2 separate regions of the Homo sapiens genome follow, and region 2 is linked to region 1. Evidence: chromatin loops called from intact Hi-C (ENCODE). Cell type or tissue: A673. All regions are shown on one strand. Each heading gives the region's core, and the rest is flanking DNA. Links, peaks and the distances in the headings are about the cores only.

Region 1 (8,327 bases), core at 283-8,282:
CCTGCAGGCTCAGCCCGCCCCGTGCCCCTGCATCGCACTGTCGGCAGGTGCTCCTTCCAGGGAAACGCAGGGCTCTGAGAGTCAGAAAACGAACACGCCGGCCCAGGCCGCACGGTGACGGATGCAGCAGAGATTCAAATGGCAGCGATGCTCAACACCCGCTCAGCCAGGGCCCTGCCGGCCCCCGCCATCAACCCCAGAACAATGCCCTGTGAAGGGCACCCCCAGCGCACCCCCAGGAACTATCACAACACTACACCGCACCCCATCTCACGAGGCCGGCCGAGTCACGGAGATCTTTTCAGTCAAATCACCACTTAAAATCCATCCTGCCAGGTTTTTTTTTTTCCCTCCTGAGCTACTGCTCCTCCGATTTCTATTGTGAAGAAAACCCGGCTCCTCTTGTGAGACAACGGAGCAAGCGCGCCAGGTGTCCCGCCCTTTCTGAGAGGGGAGGATGAAAACCAAATCGCTGAGACTGAGGGTCCCCCAAAGCAGGAAGGTCCATGGAGAACCATGTCACTGATGGGTCAACATTAAAGGCACTGACTTAAAACGTGGCCTCTGGGCACCAGTCCTGGGGTGGGGGGTGGGCGCAGGCTACTCCCATCTCATTTCTGCTCACCCCCACGCGCTCGCTCTCACTGTGGCAGTTTCTGGACCTGATCATTTTGCCCAAGCAACTTCAGGGAGGTGACTGCCCTCTAGCTCCTAAGCCAACTGTCCCTTCGATTTTCTTATGGCAGAGACTATAATAGTTAATGGAAAATGAGTATAAAGATTTAAAAATGTAAAAATCAAATAGGTGTGATTTGAAATCTAATGATCAAACAGAACACAAGGCCCTCTCTGTGTCTGCGTAACCGACCTGCCCGGCACACCGGCCCTCTCTGTGTACGAGTAACCCACCTGCCCGGCACACGGGCCCTCTCTGTGTACGAGTAACCCACCTGCCCGGCACACGGGCCCTCTCTGTGTACGAGTAACCCACCTGCCCGGCACACCGGCCCTCTCTGTGTACGAGTAACCCACCTGCCCGGCACACGGGCCCTCTCTGTGTACGAGTAACCCATCTGCCCGACACACGGGCCCTCTCTGTGTATGAGTAACCCATCTGCCCGACACACGGGCCCTCTCTGTGTATGAGTAACCCATCTGCCCGACACACCCTTGTTCACCTGCTGCATGGCTGCCCCGCCCCGACTGCACGGGCCCGACGTGGCTGGTGGGGGGCACTCGAGCCACACCACTGCTGGTGACCAGCGGCGGGGCCGAGGGGTTCAGGCACCGTCTCTCTGACTTCTCCCTGTGAAATAATCAAGCACAGGAACAAGTGAGCACTGCCTACTGGTGCTGCCTCACATGCGGCTTCAAGACGGGTCTACTCCACACCACAGGGCGGCTTTGATACAGGGCGACTTCGAGATGGGTCTACTCCACACCACAGGGAAATTCCCCCCAGAGCATTAAGGCAAGGAACTCATTCTGATTGGTCAAATTTACTATAAAGGTCCTTTCCTGTCAAACCTAAGACACATTTGTAGAACTTTAAAAGCATGACTAGGCCAGGCGCGGTGGCTCAGGCCTGTAATCCCAGCACTTTGGGAGGCCCAGGCGGGCAGATCGCCTGAGGTCCAGAGTTTGAGATCAGCTTGGCCAATATGGTAAAACCCGGTCTCTTCTAAAAATACAAAAAATTAGCCAGGCGTGGTGGCGGGTGCCTGTAATCCCAGGTACTTGGGAGACTGAGGCAGGAGAATCGCTTGAACCTGAGAGGCAGAGGTTGCAGTGAGCCGAGATTGCACCACTGCACTCCAGCCTGGGCACGACAGAGCGAGACTCCGTCTCAAAAAATAAATAAATAAAAATAATCCGTCTCAAAAAATAAATAAATAAAAATAAATAAAAGCATGGCTAAGGACTGGATAAGCAACAGGAACTAATCCAATCACTAGTATTTAGCACTGGAAGCCTCAGCACTCCATTCGGCACACGAGAAATGGAAATAAACACAGGTTTCAAAACCCACTTCACACTCACTTTTCCAGCTCCAGCTGGGTCTTGAGCTTCTTCTTTGCCCCCATGGTAAGAGACTCAAATTTATTCAGATCTTCTTCAGTAAGGCTCAAAAACTTTCACAGAAAAAACAAATTACAAAGTTACGGAGACATAAGTAGGACTCTGAGAACAAAGAACTTGGAGTTGAATTCAGTACATTTATTCTGCCTCTGGGATATGCAAACAGATCCAGCTGAACTCAGCAATTACAAGCTGGGAAATCCTAGACCCTTTACTTGCTAAATGACTTGGTGTCAACGGTTCAACTCCGAGACGCAGTTCTGAGCAAGAGTGTCCCCGGCTCCTCCAGGGCACCTTCTGTGCAGGCTGTGTGGATGGGTGCACCACCTCACAGGCTGGCGGCTCTGCCAAAGGTGCCCACTTGCCCTCTGCTCTGTGAGTAAATACCAGCAGGTACATGCTTTGGGGCAGGTGACTAAAGAAAACGTCTTGCATAAGTCACAGTTTGAATCACCGTGGAGATGCAAGTTATGATAGCGTGCCACCCCCACCCTCCCCAGGACGGCCCCATCACAGTGCCATCCCTTCAGAACTCATCACCCTCTGCGGGATGGTCGTCTTTTTCTTCCTTTTTTTGAGACAAAAATCTCGCTCTTATTTTGTTTTTGTTTGTTTGTTTTTTTGTTTTTTGAGACGGAGTTTCACTCTGTCACCTAGGCTGGAGTGCAGTGGTGCGATCTCGGCTCACTGCAACCTCCACCTCCCGGGTTCAAGTAATTCTCTGCCTCAGCCTCCCGAGTAGCTGGGATTACAGGCACCCACCACCATGCCCAGCTAATTTTTGTATTTTTAGTAGAGACGGGGTTTCACCATCTTGGCCAGGCTGGTCTTCAACTCCTGACCTCAGATGATCCACCTGCCTCGGCCTCCCAAAGTGCTGGGATTACAGGCGTGAGCCACCGCACCTGGCCAGGGATGACAGCAACTTTGTCAGGTAGCAAGTGATGCAGAAAAGCAGATGCCATCCACGCTGAATGGTTGTGTGGCTACTCCATTGTGTAGGCTGGTGCTACGCAAACACACCAGCCTCTAATTTTCATGTTATTTCCTAACATGATTTGTGATTTAGGCCATCTCAATGCAAACGTAAGAATAAAACATTTAAAACTAATTATGAACAAGGTTAGTAAAATCTCTGCTTTTTAAGATTCACAAATCCTTGGCCAGGCGCGGTGGCTCATGCCTGTAATCCCAGCACTTTGGGAGACCGAGGTGGGCAGATCATGAGTCAGGAGTTCGAGACTAGCCTGGCCAACATAGGGAAACCCTGATTCTACTAAAAATACAAAATATTAGCCAGGTATGCTGGTGGGCACCTGTAATCCCAGCTATTCAGGAGGCTGAGGCAGGAGAATCGCTTGAACCCGGGAGGCAGAGGTTGCAGGGAGCCGAGACCATACCATTGCACTCCAGCCCAGGTGGCAGTGCAAGACTCTCCATCTCAAAAAAAGAAAAAAACATTCACAAATCCTAAACAAAGGGTATTACAAATATACTTACAATTTGGATTTAACTATGTAGTAAAAGCTTGATTTCTAGGTTCAATTGTAGATTTTTCGAGAAATGAAATTTTTACATAGATAAAAGCCACCAAGCCGGTTTGCCCAGCAGAGGGAGTCCAGAGCTCAAATACCTTGTATGGGTTTAATCTAGTTTTATCACTGACATCAAGACTTAAGAAATTTCTGAATTTTTTTAACAGTGAAAAAATGTTCCTCATAAGAATTCTCTAGGTACGACTGCTTGGAAGATGTAAAATGCACCCATTCCTCTAGATCTGGCCCGCCGCAGTGTCTGCGCCAGCTACGCCGAGAAATGTCTAAAAGGGGCACCGTGCCAGAGCTCAGGATTTCTGTCCACAGCAGGGCTCTGGGGACGGACTGTCCCTCCCGTCACGCAGAGCATCTAGTTTGTGAAGGTCTTGAAGCCCCTAGACAAGCTGTTTGTTTACAACATGTCCTGTTTGTGGCTGGCTGCAGCTGCAGGCGGCCTCCGCAAAGCCCACCGTCTCCCTTAAGAACAGGCGCTGCGCCTCGGCCTCCGTACTTCATCCACCTTGTGTTGGTTTGGAAACTCAATGCCCCCAGGGAGGTCTTGAGTAAACAATCTAGCAATTCTGTACGGCCAGCCAGAAAACCGACATACCTTCTCCATGGAGAGCTGCTTAAAGACGGGGTAATACTTGTGCAAACGCAGTTTCCTAAGCCAGTCTAGAATCCCATTCTGCTCCTGGGTCTGAGGGGTCTGCAGACTGGAAGGCATGAGGATGGCAGGTGATGTGTCCATCTGGGTCCGGTAGGCCAGGGCTGAGCCCGCGCTGCCCGCATGGGAGCAGTGAGGCAAGGGGGCGGCGGAGCCGGCCGGGTGCTGCCCGTGGTGCTGGGCTCCGCTCTGCGAGGACGGGATACCAGCCACTCCACACACAGGCCTGTGGGACAGGGGCAGGAGGGACACAGAGAGACTGTGGCTTCCACAACCACAGACTCCACCACAGACCTCACTTCCAGGCCTTTCTGTGCCAGCCTCTGCCTCTTGGCCGGCCCTGTTGTCACAGGCCACCCTGAACTGCCAACACTGCTGTGCTATGACTGCCCTCCCTCCCCAACCACCTTTCTGCAGCTAAGATTTCTGTAATGCATGTCTGTGCACACGTGTGCATACAGGCGGCTGTGCATATACACACACATGCCTCTGCCCGTGCTTCGGAGTATGCGTCTACTTGTGTGTACGTATGTGTATTATGTATGTGTACGTCTCTGTCCCCACCAGACTTCTGCTTTAGCTGCCAAGTTTCTGTTACTTGTATTTTTTAAAAACATGCTACTCCGATAGGTATTTCTGTTACTTCTAAGTCACAGAATGACACTGATAAATCATACATCAAAATAGACTATTAAATCTTTAATGTTCAAATACAATTTTTCTAGAAAAGTAAAACGCAGAAGGCTGGAAGGTGTGACCGGCACTCCACTCTGGCCTTGCTCCTTAACTGCAAAGTCACACCTGCTGACTGGGCGCTTACCCTACCCCGACACCAGGAGGATGCCAGTCTACGCCTCGAAACCTCGCGCCCAGACAACATCTCCACGAGACTCCCTATGGGGGTGCGTGTGCACTGATCTGTGACAGCCCACCTCACTGTCAGCAAAGATGGGAGCCTCTGTGTTGCCGGCATACGACTGCAGCTACCCAGGGCCCGTGCGGACAGAGGACGCTCCTCAGGAGCACGACCCTATGCTTCTGGGAGCAGGTTTCTCACAGCCAGATTCTCGGAAATTCTGACTTTCTACGTCTATGATGGGGCCCAGGACCTTGCACTGGGGAGGAGTCCCTGGGAATTCTGATTCCAGTGGCTTAGAGAACTCTTTTTTTGGAAATCGTAAATTCAATCATCTCTACTCAATTCTTCTCAATATCATCCAAGACTCAACTTGAGCATGACTTAATTCTTGGAACAACTTTACACAGAACTCAAAGTAAACATTGTAAAATGCTTATCTGAACTGTGCTGGTTACATAGAAGATTTCTCACCTTCCAGACACGCCCATCACGGTACCTACTTTAGAAAGGGAGGGATTGCCAGGACCTATAAATTTAAAAATAAATACCATAAAAATTTACAGACAATGAAAATATTTGTTTTATTTTATTATTTTTTGAGACGGTGTTTTGCTCTTGTTGCCCAGGCTGGAGAGCAATGGTGCGATCTCGGCTCACTGCAACCTCTGCCTCCCGGGTTCAAGTGATTCTCCTGCCTCAGCCTCCCGAGTAGCTGGGACTACAGGCGACTGCCACCACGCCCGGCTAATTTTATATTTTTATTTTATTTTGGAGATGGAGTCTTGCTCTGTCAACCATGCTGGAGTGCAGTGGGGCAATCTCGGCTCACTGCAACCACCGCCTCCCGGGTTCAAGTGATTCTCCTGCCTCAGCCTACTGAGTAGCTGGGATTACAGGAGCCTGCCACCACGCCCGGCTAATTTTGTATTTTTATTTTATTTTGGAGATGGAGACTTGCTCTGTCAACCATGCTGGAGTGCAGTGGTGCAATCTCGGCTCACTGCAACCACCGCCTCCCGGGTTCAAGTGATTCTTCTGCCTCAGCCTCCCAAGTAGCGGGGACTGCAGGCATGCATCACCACGCCTGGCTAATTTTTTTGTATTTTTAGTAGACACGGGGTTTCACCATATTGGCCGGGCTGGTCTTGAACTCCTGACCTCGTGATCCACCCGCCTCAGCCTCCCAAAGTATTGGGATTATAGGCGTGAGCCACTGCGCCCAGCCTAATTTTGTATTTTTAGTAGAGACAGGGTTTTTCCATGTTGGTCAGGCTGGTCTTGAACTCCCAACCTCAGGTGATCCGCCCGCCTCAGCCTCCCAAAGTGCTGGGATTACAAGCATGAGCCACTGCGCCCAGCTGTTTTTTTTTTTTTTAATTTATATTTAACCATATTTTACAAACTCACTTGGACTCTGAAGCTGCTGTGGGGGAGAGGAAGTGCTGAGAAACCTCCTGACATGGTCATTTTTCAACACGTGAGAAGGTAATGAGGCCAGGTACCTAAAAGGCAAACAAGTGGTCTTATCAACATTAAAATGGCATTCCTGCTGACGAATTGAAAGAAAAAAATTTAACTTTTAATCAAGAGAAATGTGTATTAGAGGAAAAAAGCCAGAAGTGCCAGAGCCTCATATTCTTCCTGCTTTAATTCAACTGAGTTCTTGCCCGACTGCCACTGCTTCTTCAAGCCCTTCCTCTCAATGCTGTATTCATGGCCACCAAGGTTGACGACAGCAGTCATGCCCTGTGACATGAGATCAGTGCCACCCACCAGCCAGAAAGGTGCTTGGACACTGGTCCCCAGGGCCCCGGCAGCAGCACATTTACGGAACTGGTCGGCCATGTTACTTCGTGTGCCACGTGAGCCAAGACACGATCGAGGGTCCAGAGAAACTGTTTAAGAGACGCCAATTTTATCTGGGAATAGTCTCAACCTTGGACTACAGGATGGAAACAGCAGCCCAGGATTATTTCACAGGACTGCCAAAGCCCAAGACGTGGTGGGACCCACCCTGGAATTCCCTTCCTCACACACTCAGAACCACTCTCAGCTTACTGAGGGCTCCCGAATCCTCCAGAACTAATGGAAATCCCTAGAGGCCAAGTAGAGACCCAGGTCCAGGTGACCGCGCATCCTCCCAGAGCTCCTTGGAGGACCACAGCATTGACCACAGGACCAGCCTGTCCTTGCCAGCTGTGGACGCGCCGGGTGCCTGGTAAGGGCCTCACCTCAGGCCTGAGTCCAGATCCACGTGGTTTCGCTCCACATAAAATGCGTCCGGACCAGCTAAGCAAGGAATGAGTTTCTCCAAGTTCTCTTCAGGATAGAGCTGACATAGCTGGAAGAGAGGACAAGGTAGAGGAGGTGTGTCCAGACCCATCCAACACCAGCAGAATTCTGCTACTGCAGGAAAACCTGGGGCAGGTGCTCCATGGTGCCGCCTGCTGGTCTGATATGATTTACACCTCCCGTCAGAGCTATTCTGGGGCCCACATCCACTTAGGGTGTAGAAAGTCACAAAAGAACATCGCTCTCACAGTTACATCCGGAAAAGCTTGACAATCTGCACAATCACAATGTTCCTTGAGCCCATCTGAGAGTTGCTGGGCCACTAAGTCAACTTAATTTCAAACGGGACCTGCTCCCATGACAAGCCAGGGCACAAGGCCCTGGTGGCTGCCACACCAGCAGGTCTGGAGAGACAGGTTCCGATGGACACACTGCCACAGGCTGACGTGGCCAACAGAAATGCCGGAGCCCCAGGCGGGGCAAGTGGGCCCTTCTTTCCAAGTTCCTTTCCGCAGGAGGAGCCAGAGAGAGCCCCATCGGTGGCACCTGGGGACCGGGCACCAGGCCTAGTGCAATTCCCGGGACCACTCTCTGGATCTGAGGAAAAGCCCTTAAGACGTTGCAGGAGGGACAAAAATTGCTCCTGGCCCCAGAGCCCAAACCAAAGGCCCGGTTTTTAGGAGTGGGGCAGGGACAATACTTCCCTTCCTCTGCCACCAGTCACAAGAAGACCCGCTGCTCCTGGAAGAAGGGGAAAAGCAAAAGCGCTCTGGTGCTGGAGGAGGTCAGCTCCTGCCGGGGAGGGCAAGGCACTGAGGAAGTGCCACCCCGAAGCCCAGGCACACAGGCCTGCCCAGGATCAGGCTGGGCTGCAAGAGTGAAGGCCCTTGCCCCC
Region 2 (8,327 bases), core at 66-8,065, 130 kb after region 1:
TTGTGTTACAAATTTAACTACTTAAAACAACACACGGCCAGGTGGGGTGGCTCACACCTATAATCCTAGCACTTTGGGAGGCTGAGGCAGGAGGACGGCTTGAGCCAAGGAGTTTGAAATCACACAACATAGGAAGACCTCTCGTCTCTACAAGAAAAAAATAATTAGCTGGGTGTGGTGGTGCGTGCCTGTGGTCGTGGTCCCAGATATTTGGAAGTCTGAGGTGGGAGGATTGCTTGAGATCAGGAAGTCAAGACTGCAATGACATACGATTGCACCATTGCACTCCAGCCTGGCTGACAGGGCAAGACCCTGTCTCAAAAAACCAAACCAAAACACAAAACACACACATTTATGATCTTGTCATTTCTGTGGGTCAGGCATCCAGGCACAGCTTAGCTGGTCTGTGCTCAGGGTCTCCCAAAGCTGTATTTGAGGTGTTTGCTGAGCTGCGTTCTCATCTGCAGGCCCAACTGGGGCAGAGTCTGCTTTGCGTTCATCCAGGCTGTTGGCAGAATGTATTTCCTGTGGTTGTAGGGCTGAGGGCCTGTTTTCATGACTGACTGTCCCCTGGGAGCTACCTTTGTCCCCTGCTCTGTGGCCCCGTCCGAGGGCATTTCACGACGTGGGTATTTCCTTCCTCAAGGCTGGCAGGAGATCTCCTCACTCCGGCCTGCTGAGATGGAGTTAACGTAATGGAATGTGCTCACAGGAGCTGCCCCTCGCTTTGCCACTTTCTGTTGTTCAAAAGCACGTTCCAGGCCCTGCTCACTCTCAAGGTGAGGGGACCACACAGGGTGTGATTCCCTGAGGGTCACCCTGGAATGTGTCTGCCACACCCTGATACGGTAAGGACAGATTCCAAAGGCCTGTGTTCCCGGACCATTTCTGCTGCCACTGGGTGCCCTAGCCGGCCACTCACCTCTGTTGGGTCTTGATGTTCTCCTCCGTCCAGCAAAGCCATAGAGGTCAGTGGTCATTAATTTAACACTGAAATTGATGCATTTTTTTTTTCTTGTGTCCAGAGAACATGTTTAGCTCTGTTTTTTGTGTTAGTCGTAAGAATGCTCCCAATTGCAGCTGTGAAAGCTAAGGGTGGCTGAGAGCTCGCGTGGGCTGAATGTTTCACAGACACTTTTTGTGTAATCCTCAGAGAGGCTGAAGGACCTGCCCAAGCCACCCAAGTAGGAAACAGCATGGCGGGGAGCTCAGCGAGGGCAGGTAGGACTTCAGAGCCAGGCCCTTCCCGCTACGGCACCCTCTCTCCTACTGTCCTTGTTCCCTGATGGAATCTAGCTTTCCAGCAGGCAGGGGGATAGTGGGAAGAGGCTACCCCCTTTAACCTTGATGAAGTGCTAGGGAGGACTTTGGCAAGCCAGGCCCTCATGCCCCATGCCCCCACCCCTCCCCTTGCCCCATTTCGCTGCTTTCATCAGCACTCAGGGCAGGGAAGGGCTGGTCTGACCTCTCAGGCTGCCCCAGTGTGCCGACCACGTCTGTTCGTCTTTACGACGGCCAAATTGGGGAGCACAGTGTTCCGGCCTGGACACACACAGCCGTCATCCGCCACTGCATCAGCTGCCTCTGAGACCTCCTAGGACGCCCGCTGCCAGGCCTTTCTCACTTTCCTGGGGCGTTTCTCTCTGGGTTGGTAGGGATTGGAGATCTCCGAAGGAGAAAGGCGGTCTTGGTCCCTCGGTCAGAAAATGCCTGGCACGCTTGCTTCAGAACCACACCAGGGGATGATTTATAGATGTGTGGGTTACCAGGTGAGGGCAGGTGGGGACCACAGCAGGCTCAGCGACCCTCAGGAGGTGGCTGCAGAGCTGCCATCCCTGGGACTGAGGGAGGAAGGCTGTGGCCCTGGAACCTGGACGGGAAGGTGTGTGGGGTTCAGAGTTGCAGAGTGTGTGACCTTCGGGGAGGGACTGAAGGGCTCTGGGGAGGCAAGCACCAGCCTCCTGCTGCTGCCTTGTGCTGATCTCATGCCAGGGCGCCCCACAGCCAGCCAGAGGCCAGGGGGCAGCAGGGTCTACTTTTGCTGTCAGCACCTTGAGCAGAGAACAGAGTGGGCAGGGGCAGACGTGGATGTGAAGGGCCGTGGAAGACATGGGACGCAGGATCCCTGGTGGTTTTTGTTCCTTATGATGTGGCAGGCATGGGGCAGGGTGTTTGGAGTGAGCATGGTGGCATGTTCTGTGGCTGGAATGGGGCAGAACATTTGGAGTGGGCATGGTGGCATGTTTTGTGGCATTCATGGGGCAGGGCATTTGGAGTGGGTAGTGGCATGTTTTGTGGCACACATTGGTGGCAGGCTAAGAAACGTGGCTAAGATCACACTGTAGGCAAGCAATGGAGCTGGGCTCAGACCCAGGGCTTTCTGCCTCCAAGTGCCCCCTTCCTACTGTAGCAGACAGAGCAGGAATTCCAATCTGAAGCCACCCTGCCTTTCCTGTGGGCTGGGGCCGGTGTCTGCAGGCCATGCTCTTGTTGACCATGGTGTAGGCTGGAGCCGAGCTGGGAGGAAGTGCTGGGGAGGGTGGGGTTGGGCCACACTCCAGCATGGGGGTGGGGGGCGTGTGGATCAGAGGGAGGAAGGAAGAGAAAATAGGGGTGGAGAGAGGGGAGAAGGCACCAGGGAGAGGGCAGGGGGCTGGGAGTGCCAACTACCCCACAGTCCCAGACAGTCCTCTGCTGGAGAGTCAGCTATTAACAGCAAAGGGGGCTGTAATTGCAGAAAGCAAAACACATTGAGGTTTTTTGGGAAAAAAACTATAATATCTTTATGACTTTGGGGCAGGGAAGGATTTCTTTAACAAGATCTCCAAAGCACAAACTGTAGGAGAAAATACTGATGACTTTGATGTCAAAATTTTAAAACTTCTGTTTAAAATAATTGTCGTAAATAAAGTGAAAATGCAAGTCTCACAGATTAGAAGTTATCAGCAATGCAACTAATGGTCTAAGAGTAAGTGTCCACACTCTGTAAAGAACTTCTGAAAATCTACACATAAAAGACAAGCAAGAAAATAGAAAGATGGAGGCCGGGTGCAGCGGTTCACACCTGTAATCCCAGCACGTTGGGAGGGCAAGGTGGGCAGATCGCCTGAGCTCAGGAGTTCAAGACCAGCCTGAGCAACATGATGAAACCCCATCTCTACTAAAAATACAAAAATTATCTGGGTATGGTGGCACATGCCTGTAATCCCAGCCACTTAGGAGGCTGAGGCAGGAGAATTGCTTAAACCTGGGAGGCAGAGGTTGCAGTCAGCCAAGATCCGGCCACTGCACTCCAGTCTGGGTAGCAGAGTGAGACTCTGTCTTAAGAAAGAAAGGAAGAAAGAGAGAGAGAGAGAAAGAAAGAAAGAGAGAGAGAGAAAGAAAGAGAAAGAAAGAAAGAAAAAGAAAGAGAGAGGGAAAGAAAGAAAGAAAGAAAGAAAGAAAGAAAGAAAGAAAGAAAGAAAGAAAGAAAGAAAGAAAGACAGGCAAAGGGAGCCACAAGCAAGTCAGAGAAGAGAAAACATGTGTGGTTACTAAGTGTCTGAAGAACCAGTGCCTTTGCTGGCTGAGACATTGCAAGTCAAAGCCACATCACGATGCTTGTCCATGCCCAGCACTTTGGCAAAACTTTAAAAACCTGGCCACCCGGGTGATGGAGGGCGGGAAGGGAAGCGGGCATCGTGCACTTTGCTGAAAAGAGGGTGGCTGCATGCAACGGCCAGTGCAGTGGACAGTGTGTGTGCCCCACAGCCAGATGCCCTTCTTTTAAGCACAAGCCTCTACGGTTCACAGTAGTGTCGCCCAGGATAGCAGGCAACCTGGAAGCATCCATTGACAGAATGAATAAATAAATTATGGCAAATTCACACAAGGGGACACTGGAGCCATGACAAGAAATGAACTAAGGCTACGTGGATACAGGTCCAAAGCAGAATGTCAAGGCAGAAAGGCTGAACGGTGGATACTGCATAGCTCTGTGTACACAGGGCTGGAACCATGCCTGGGAAAGGAGCTACATGGGAGCTTGGGAGCTCCTTCCTGCTCCTCACTCCCCTTCTCAGGGAGAACTGCATGGGGAGAGCATGGTGCTTGTGGCAGTGTGTGTGCACGTATGTGTGAGCACGTGGCACGGTGCATGCATGGATGTGTGAGCACGTGGCACGGTGCATGCATGGATGTATGACTGTGGCAGTGTGTGTGCACATATGTGTGAACGTGTGGCAATGTGCATGCGTGGATGTGTGAACGTGTGGCAGTGTGCGTGCATGGATGTGTGTTTGTGGCGGTGTGTGTGCACGTATGTGTGAGCATGTGGCACTGTGCATTCACGGATGTGTGAGTGTGTGGCAGCGTGCATGCGTGGATGTGTGTGGCAGTGTGCATGCACGTATGTGTGAGCATGTGGCAGTGTGCATGCACGTATGTGTGAGTGTGTGGCAGCGTGCATGCGTGGATGTGTGTTTGTGGCAGTGTGCCTGCACGTATGTGTGAGCACGTGGCAGTGTGCACGCATGGATGTGTGATCGTGTGGCCGTGTACGTGTGCCAGCGTGTATGTGAAAGACGTGTTTGTGTGGGTGTGTGACAATGCTTGTGTGTGTCTGAGTGTGTGTGGTGTGTGATGATGAGTGTGAGTGTGAGCGTGCCGAGGACGAGGTTTCAAGGCTCCCCGGATGCATATGTCCTTCCTGGGCCACTGCCCAGATCCTGACTCCCTCTTCGGCCCCTGCCAGTCACAGGGCATGGGGCCACTTGTGCCACGGGGGACTGGGAGGAATGAGGCTCCTGGCCTTTTTTGCCCGAGGGAGTGGGTCATGCAGGGCCAGGCTGAGCACCTGGGGCTTTTTGGAGACGGCTCCCACCGGGTGTGCTGCCCTTGCCGTCCAGCAGGTGGCGCGCCCGGGCAGGTTCCAAAGGTCGTCAGGCGTCCCGCCCACCCCCTTTTGCAGGCGGGGAAACTGAGGCTGGACTTCTCCTTCCCCTGAATACCAGGGAATCCATTCCCCCAGTCCACGTGCTTATGGGGCCTGGCTGAGTTCTGGGGTTGGGAGCCATGGTGAGCAGAACAGACGGGGCCTCCCCGTCCGGAGCTTGCGTCCCAGTGAGGACACCGGGAGGCGACCCGTGGGGAGCGCCCGACCCTGAGACACTGCCGCTCACCCCACACCCAGCACAGTTTGCACGTGAGACCCCCAGCGTCTGCAGCCCTGGGCCGTCCTGGGGCCTACGCAGCCATTGCTGTGCACCGCGCACCTCTCCTGTTAGCCCGAAAACCCCTGCGAGAGTCCCGCCTCCTCCACCTCCGTGTGTTTCGGGGACAGGCAGCCCATCCTGGTGGACAGAGTGTGGGGGCACAGGGTCCGCACACCCGGTCCACGAGGCTCCACCACGCTCGAGCTGTGCGGCCATGGGCAGGCTGCGTGGCCTCTCAAGTGGGGTCAATGATGGTCACCACCACGGAGGGTCGTGGGGGTGCTGACCAGGTGTGAGAATGCCTTGCAAAGGCTCCAGTCTCCCCACACAGGTGCGCAGCCATACCGGCCCTGCTTTTGTTGGAGGGTGTAGAGAGGGGAATCCCTAAAGAGATATATCTAAGGCCGGGTTCCGTGTCTCACACCCATAATCCCAACACTTTGGGAAGCCGAGCTCAGTGGGTCATCTGAGCTCAGGAGTTTGAAACCAGCCTGGCCAACATGGCGAAACCCCGTCTTTACCAAACATACAAAAATTAGCCAGGCTTGATGGGGCACACCTGTAGTCCCAGTTACTAGGGAGGCTGAGGCGGGAGGATCACTTGAGCCTGGGAGGTGGAGGCTGCAGTGAGCCAAGATTTCGCCACTGCACTCCAGACTGGGTGACAGAGCAAGACCCTGTCTCGAAAGAAAAACAAAAATTGATATGTTCAAGTCAAAACCGCTGGTACTTGGGAATGTGACCTTATTTGGAAATAAGGTCATTGCTGATGTAATTAGTTAAGATGAGGCCATATTGGAGGAGGGGCGACCCTAAGTCCAATGCCAGGTGTCCCTATAAAAGGCAAAGAGGCACAGATAGAAGAGGCCATGTGAAGATGGAGGAGGAGACTGGAGCAGTGCAGCCACAAGCCCAGCAATGCCTGGAGCCACCACACACGGCTCTACCCTCTCCAATAAAACCAGGCAAGGTCTGGCCATGGTGCCTGCATGGGGGGACCCCAATGCCTCTGCAGGACGCCCTCACACCTAGTCAGTCTCTCCCAGGACCCCCTGTGGTGCCAATCACTGTCCCCACTTTGCAGTGCAGGAAGGGTCCTCCCCTAGAGACCTCAGAGGGAGCACACACCTTGATTCCAGGCTTCTGGCCTCAGGACTGTGAGAAAGAGAGTACATTTCTGCTGTAAGCCATGCAATGTGTGGTCATTTGTCTACACAGCCCCAGGGGCTCAGGTAGAGGGACACCACAGGAGAGTGGAGGAGGCAGGGCGCCCCCACAGGAGTCTGGCTACAGCAGGGCTGAGAAGTGGGCTGGCTCCCGGCTCCCTGTGGTTCTGAGACCCAGCTTGGCGGTAGCTGCACCTGGGCCAGGTGGGCAGCTCGGGCTGGGAGCAGACGGCTCCTACCCCGACTCGGCACAGTGCTATGCCCGGCTGTGCACATAGCCCTCCAGGCGGCACCTTCACGGCACTTGGCCGGGTGTCCTTCCCCCTCCCTGGCCTGTGGGTGCTTTGAGGACATGCCTGAGGAGGTGCTCCAGGCCGAGGCATGGTGAGAAAGAGTGGGCTCCGCATATGTGGGTCAGCACTGGAGTCCTGCCTCCACCACTCTCAAGCATAAGTGGCGGACTTTACCCCAGAGCCTCAGTCTTCTCATCTGTACAAGGGGCTAATAATACCTAGCTCACAGGGCTGTTGTACGGGTGAGACCGGACAATGCCTGTCAAGTATGTGGCATAGAGTAGGTGCACAAGGTGTGCGACATTACAAATACAAATGCTCCTGGAAAGGATGGATGAATGAATGCAGAGATGACCCGCCCTTTGGTTTCCATTGGGAAGTGACCCGGCCCTGGATTAGGGGGGCTGTCAGCAGGGTCCTCTGGAGTGGGGGGCGGGATCAGATCCCAGATGTGCATGTGGCTCCGGCTTGGCATTTCCTTAGAGGGACAAGATTTCCTCAGGGGCAGAGAGGAGAGAGTCCACCTAACACCCACGTGTTTGAGAGAAAGCAAAGCTTCCACTGGAGGAATGCTGGAGTCAGATAACAGACGATGCTCTGAGGCTCCAGAGGGAAAATGAGCACTTCGGAGGCGTTGGATCCAGCAGGAGGATTTCTGAATCAGGTGGAATGAAAGGTGCACGCTGGATCACGAGGTTTTCTGCAGCACGTGTCAGAGATTCCCTGCCAGTGACTCACTTTTTCAATGAGTCCTGAAATTCATTCATGCCGAGAGGAGCGATGGATGACAGACCCCTTGTAATCAGCAAGGGTTCTGTTCTCAGAACAGAGGGCTCGGGAGCCCCACGAGAGAGAGGACACCTTACAGAGGCCCCGAGCCCAGGCCTCTCCCTGCGCTGTTAGCCTGGCTGGAACATAGCAGCCAAGCACGTTTAGCTTCTGTTTGTAGGAGGAAAGGGAGTGGAAGCAGCAGTTCTGGGGGAAGCCTTAGGTTAGATCTTTGTTGCTTATTTATTTATTTTACTATTTATTTATTTATTTATTTATTTATTTATTTATTTATTTATTTGAGACAGAGTCTTGGTCTGTCACCCAGGCTGGAGTGCAGCAGCGTGATGTCAGCTCCCTGCAACCTTCGCCTCCCAGGTCCAAGAGATTCTCCTGCCTCAGCCTCTCAAGTACCTGGGACTACAGGCAGGCGTCACCATACCCAGCTAATTTTTGTACTTTTAGGAGAGACGCGGTTTTGCCCTGTTGGCCAGGCTGGTCTCAAACTCCTGACCTTAGGATGATCCACCCGCCTCGGCCTCCCAGTGTGCTGGAATTACAGGTGTGAACCACTGTGCCTGGCTGCTTCTTTATTTTTTTAAGGTTACATGTTTCTGTGCGACTGTGCTTGCTGTTCTCCTAGTGGAGGTGCTATGGCCTTCATACCAATGGACGCACAGTGATACGGGCTGAGTGTGTCCCCCTCAAAATTCCTATGTTGAAGTCCTAACACTCAAAATGATGGCATCGCGAGATGAGGCCTGTGGTAGGTGATGAGGTCCAGAGGGAGCCTCGTGAATGGGATTCATGCCCCTCTTCCTTCATGTGAGGACACGGTGAGAAGGCGTCATCTGTGAACCAGGAAGCAAGCCCTCACCAGACACCGAGTCTCCCGGGGCCTTGATCTT

The links. Peaks named below come from ENCODE experiments on the same cell type or tissue, not always from the same donor. Only the 100,000 strongest peaks of a DNase experiment are listed, where the experiment ranks them.
Region 2: a loop joins it to region 1, with 2.2 times the contacts of the local background. A loop is called at or near these places in 37 of 110 quality-filtered maps.

What each region holds. Positions count from the first base shown.
Region 1 is chr16:87,413,236-87,421,562 of GRCh38, forward strand. It overlaps ZCCHC14 (zinc finger CCHC-type containing 14), which reads right to left. Exons shown (of 13, transcript NM_015144.3): 5 at 7,372-7,481; 6 at 6,548-6,642; 7 at 5,612-5,666; 8 at 4,225-4,507; 9 at 2,041-2,132; 10 at 1,179-1,306. Among named protein-coding and RNA genes, the nearest start is that of MAP1LC3B, 25 kb to the left of the region's middle. In A673, for the core only: CTCF peaks have their summits at 3,686 (motif pointing right) and 7,603 (motif pointing left); a DNase peak (open chromatin) is centred at 3,696.
Region 2 is chr16:87,545,685-87,554,011 of GRCh38, forward strand. No RefSeq gene overlaps it. Among named protein-coding and RNA genes, the nearest start is that of JPH3, 53 kb to the right of the region's middle. RefSeq lists enhancers at 4,066-4,970, 6,087-6,593, 6,594-7,099. In A673, for the core only: a CTCF peak has its summit at 4,895 (motif pointing right); no DNase peak of the experiment used is centred there.